Regions from separate parts of the Mus musculus genome. Here region 1 is linked to region 2. Evidence: chromatin loops called from intact Hi-C (ENCODE). Cell type or tissue: gastrocnemius. All regions are shown on one strand.

Region 1 (2,500 bases), 60 kb after region 2:
AAAATTCTAAAGGAAAAAAAAAACCTACTTGGGGATGAATGTGTCTGAAATCAAACATTTTTGTAAGGCCATAGCTTAACTAAAAGACAATGACGTTTTCTGACCATTCCAATCCTAGAACTGTGTAAATGTTTGGAAAACATTTCTTTTTCCTTGAAATGGGGGTTGGGAGGGGGAATGAACAGATCTGAATCTTTGTTATGGGGCTAGATGTCTGCATGTGTTCTAAATTACCGCCACAACACAGGGTCAAGGCTAGCTTGGTTCCATGGAAAGAGAAATATTAGAATCCTTCCTGTTTGATCATCAGAGGGTGGGGGCTGTCTCAGATCTGCACTAGGTAAGCAAGTTTGGCTTAGTAGATTTTTCCCCCCTTTTATGCGCAATACTGTAGGCATAGTTGCCAACGTTTTAAGTAAAGCGGAAGCCTGGTAAGTAGTCTTGAAATTCAGCATAAAGAGATTCATCTGGGAACAAAAATAAAACCATGATTTACGTAAATGCAGTAAAAAGTTTCAAACATTGGAGGGAATTAAATCTCGGTTGTAAGGTGAATGGTATGGCTACCGGTGTTGTTTGTTGTTTCTTCTGTTTAAAATGCCACGTCTTATCTTTGAGGTTAGAAAACTAGCGCCCTTTCCACTTGGAGATGGGTTTTCTGGAGAGACTTCTAGATAGGATGAGCCTGGGGACCAGTGGCTCAAATTGTCTGGCACCTGGAGCTCATTTAGCAGGCAGACATGGTTTTCCAGTCTTACATATACAGGCTGTCTTGAATGCGGGATGCTGCGGGAGTACGCAGCCCGGAACTACGACCTTGGATGCTGTGAGCTGGGTGAGTCCTGAAAGTCTTACGAGGGGGCTTGCTCCGTCCCAAAACTGGTGTCAGTTCCGGGCCTGGGGGCTGGGATGCCCTGGGACAAGAGGGAGACTGTAGCTTCCTCAGACGGAAAGCTTCTTTGGGGTTAATCATTCAGTGTTTTTGTCACTGAGAAGGGTTCTGGAACTGAGCTGAAAGAGGCATCAGGGTGCTTAGCTGAAGTGCCAGGGGGAGGGGGGTAGCGGGAGGGAGTGTGGAAAGTGGTCAGAGGCAAGGCAGAGAGCTTCCGGGCCGCCACAGGTGATCGGTTAGTAAAGAGGTGGCGAGGGACTTTGGTGCGGGCCCCTGGGAGCGCAGGGGGGCAGCACTGTGTCGGGGTGGGCCGTTCCCGGTCACCTGCCCGCGGGGGCGGAGCGCGGCGCCCAGGCGCACCCGCCTCCCGCCTCTTGCTCCCGCCCCGGGAGGAAGCGGAGGGGCGCGGTGTAAACAGAGCGGCGGCCGTGATGTCAGCCGGTCACATGGAGCCTCTTATGGCTCGGGATGGCTCTCGGCGGGCGGGCAGCTGCGGCAGCTGCTGCTGTGGCTCGGGCGGCGGCGGCAAGAGGGGGCTCCGGGGTCGGACGGTCGGCTCTCCCTGCGCTCTCCGCACCGCGGCGTAAAGGATGTATTTTGTGATCGCAGCGATGAAAGGTGAGCTCCGGGTGGCCCGCGGGGACTCGGGTGGACTGACGGCTCCGGGGGGCGGGGAGGAGGGCGCGCAGGGGGAGGGGTGGGCGCGCCTGCCGGAGCTCACGTACAGCTTGAGGGGCAGCCACTGGAACCCAACGGGGTCTCCGGGGCCACCGCAGCGTAGCCACTGGAGCTCGGAGGAGGGTTCGGCCTGCCGCGGGTCGGTGGAGCTAGACTCACGGGCCCGATCGCCCCTCCGGCGTCTTCTTAGCTGCTGTCACTCGTCTGGGTGCGCCTGACACCCAGCGGGGCTCCCCAAAGAAAGTTTGCCGAGAGTCGCAGCGCTTGGAACGCTCAGGGAGGATCTGGCAACTGGGAGGAAGCTGGGGACATCCACACTGGGTCCCCAGGGCCCGCACCCCGGGACAAGTCTGGCCTATGTGTGTGTGGGGGGGGGGGGGGAGCGGCAGCCAGGCCGAGCCCTGCATGCGAACGCTAGTGGTGTCATCCCCAGGACTGGTTAGCGTTCCAGGCCTGCCGTCCGAGCTTCGTACGGCCACCCCACCCTCTGGAGCTCCAGTGGCCAGCGGGTTAGGGAAGTGTGGAAACTCAGCGCTGCGTCCCTCGGACGCCGCCACTTCAGAAAGCGCGCGGGCCGGAGTCAGCCCAGCGCCCCGAAGGTGCCAAGACGCCCTCCGCCGCTGCCCCAGTCGCAGCGCGCTCAGGCTAGACACTTAGGTTTGTGCATGGATGTAGACAGAAGACAGGATCAGCCCACGGGATTGGAGAGGAGAAGCCGAGGTTAGACCGCGGCGAGGGCCTACGGGCACAGGTTAGCCGCGGCTAAGCCTCCGCACCCAGGGCCTCCTCCCTGGTCTGGGGAAGTAAGCTGTGGGAAGTAAAAGGAGGAAAGTGGTTTGCAGGGACGGCTGGCTTCAGGTGTCCCAAGGTGAGGCGGGAAGAAGCCAAGGCAAGTCAGGGAAGTTTGTGATGGAGACAAAGTTTGGAGGT
Region 2 (2,500 bases):
AAAGCATTCTTCGGGAGTTGGCAACAGGCTTGTGCCCTGCTACCAGCTGCAAGGTTAAGCGGTAAGTGTGTGGTAGAGTTACCTTGCTTGGCTCCTCTGCCTCTGTGTGCTCAGCACAACTACACCAGGGATTGATTGCTGGGAGTCTCTTCCCTCTGCCACCTAAAGAGTCGGGATGCCTACAGAGTGTAAAGGATGGATAGGCCTTTGTTTTCATCATCAGACTAGGCTAATTATAAATAAAAATAAGAGCCTTTTCCAAGGTAAATGGGGACAGATTCTCTTCCTGGGAAGGCTGGTTTTTAGGAGATGGATATGGTCAGATTTCATGACAAACATGCTTTAACATGTGTGCCCTTCTTAGAATATGCTGCATTTGTCCCCCTCATGAGTTATGACAACCTGTTTTCTGTGCTTACTCTGTAAGGTGGCTTTTCCCACCTCAGTCCTTCTGCACAAACGTTTACACAGGGCACACAAAAGATCAGTTACCATGCTTTCCCATAATTAAAAAATATGAACTTAAGCCCAATATTTTGCTAGCCAGATTTGCAAAGAAAATGATCTATGTACACCAAAGGCTTGAATTTCCCTGCCAAGCCTGGTGACCTGACTTGGATCTCTAAGACCCACATCACGGGAGGAATTCTGAAAGTTGTCCTCTAATTACCACACAAATACCTATTGTGGTGTGTATACATGCACACGTGCACGCGCGCGCACACACACACTAAATTAATCTAAAAAAGAAATCATAAAAATTAAGAACAAAATGAAGTTAAGAAATGATATAATCTAAGCATCTCTACTAAGCCCAAAGCCCAAAACCTCTGGAGCACAGCCTGCCACATCTAGAATGTTCTACACCTGACCTCATTGAGATAGAAAGGCAGGCACATTTTAAAAATTGCTGTATAGAATTACCTATTTATAAGTATATGCAAATATGCCCAAAATATCAGAAATCCTGCACACTCCTGATTGCCTGCATTTCAGATAAAGCCTCCGCAGCCTGAGATGAAGGCTCCTCTGACCCCCGTCAAAGTTCACAGTGAGTTCTACTGAGGCCAGGAGGCCTGAATGTTTTCACGTGTTTAAAGCGGAGTGGAAGGAACTAGGGGCAGGGGCAAGGACAGGAGGCTCCTTGGAGTGGTGCTGGCCAGCTGAATCACTGAGCTCCCGGCTCAGTGAAAGACTCCATCTCAAACGTATGGTGGTAAGTGACGGAGAAAGGCACCCAGTGTCAGCTTCTGGCCTCCATGTGCATGCTCACTCGTGGGCACGCACACTCAGATACTATTACACAAAAAGCAAGTGGAATGCACACGAAAGTTTTAATTTACCCAACCTCTATCAGGACTGTATTCAGAAGACACCCACATCCTCCCTTGTACACAAAGGAGACACTGGTCTGTTGTGCTAACTCCTCCCAGCATCTGCCTCCGGTAAAGTCATCCTCTCTGGTCTCTGTTCCCCATCCCCATTATATAAGACTCGGTGACTACACACCTCTCTCCACAGCCACCTGCCCTGGCAACCTGCAATACCTACCTCCCTCCTCCTCCTCCTCCTCTTCTTCCTCCTCCTCCTCCTCCCCTGATCCCTGAGGTCAACCCACCTGCCTCTGGAGTATGAGCCCACGGGTCCTGAGGACAGCTATGGTAGGCAGAAGCTGATGCTTTGGCTATGCCCAGTGAGGGTAGGCTTGAACACAGATAAGTCTCTATTTAAATAATGGGTGGCCTCCCCAGTGTGGACTCCCCTTTCGAAAACACCCCACGTGATGTTTTCAAGTACGTTTTGGACCTAATGCAATTTCTAAAGCCTTTCTCTTTCTGAAAAGTTTTGTTCCTTGGAAAAACCTCTGCGATCAAAACACAGACAGTACCACAGCAAGGATGAGAATTTGAAGGTTGTAGCTCCACCCACTGTTCTCACGTGATTTCCATTCTTGCCTTCTCACTCTTGCCTCACTCAGGACCATGGGCCCTTTGCTCGGTTTGTGCAATAACTGCTAGCAATGAACAGTTAGCAATGAATCTGCTAAGTGATTATGCCAAGGTTTGACCAAGGAAAAAGGGGCGGGATCCCCAAGTCCACACAGCGTTGCTGGCTTTACAACCAGGTGCACTCTCTCCTGGTTCAGGCCTCCAAGCTTGTGTGGCACCTCCTGAGTCTGAACCTGAGCATGTTTCGGGAGTGCAGAGACTAAAGGAAGAAGCTCACGAAGCAAATCTAAGCACAAAGGGACCATAGAGAAACGCCTAGGAAGCACAGAAATGGAGCCTAGAGTTAGTACAGTGTACATAGGAAGTTTAGCAGTCGTGGTCATGGAATGTACTAGAACTAATGGAACAACCACATGGCCTTCAAGGCCACACCACCCAAGTAAATTTTAAATGGAAATGGCTAATTTCACTTCTTGCTAGACTCTTCTTCTATCATAAATATTTCCTACCACCAGTTACCTGGTTCAAAAATGCATGTGGAAGAACATGCC

What was found. Hi-C counts contacts between places; a loop is a spot of excess contacts. Peaks named below come from ENCODE experiments on the same cell type or tissue, not always from the same donor. Only the 100,000 strongest peaks of a DNase experiment are listed, where the experiment ranks them.
Region 1: it touches region 2 in a loop (8-fold over the local background); 2 of 42 quality-filtered maps call a loop at or near these places.

What each region holds. Positions count from the first base shown.
Region 1 is chr9:69,288,539-69,291,038 of GRCm38, forward strand. The region is part of intron 2 of Rora (RAR-related orphan receptor alpha); the gene reads left to right. Among named protein-coding and RNA genes, the nearest start is that of Gm46153, 16 kb to the right of the region's middle. In gastrocnemius, a CTCF peak has its summit at 1,176; DNase peaks (open chromatin) are centred at 1,312 and 2,116; H3K4me3 peaks cover 1,930 bases; H3K27ac peaks cover 2,078 bases.
Region 2 is chr9:69,228,100-69,230,599 of GRCm38, forward strand. The region is part of intron 2 of Rora (RAR-related orphan receptor alpha); the gene reads left to right. Among named protein-coding and RNA genes, the nearest start is that of Gm46153, 76 kb to the right of the region's middle. In gastrocnemius, no CTCF peak of the experiment used is centred here; no DNase peak of the experiment used is centred here; H3K4me3 peaks cover 400 bases; H3K27ac peaks cover 752 bases.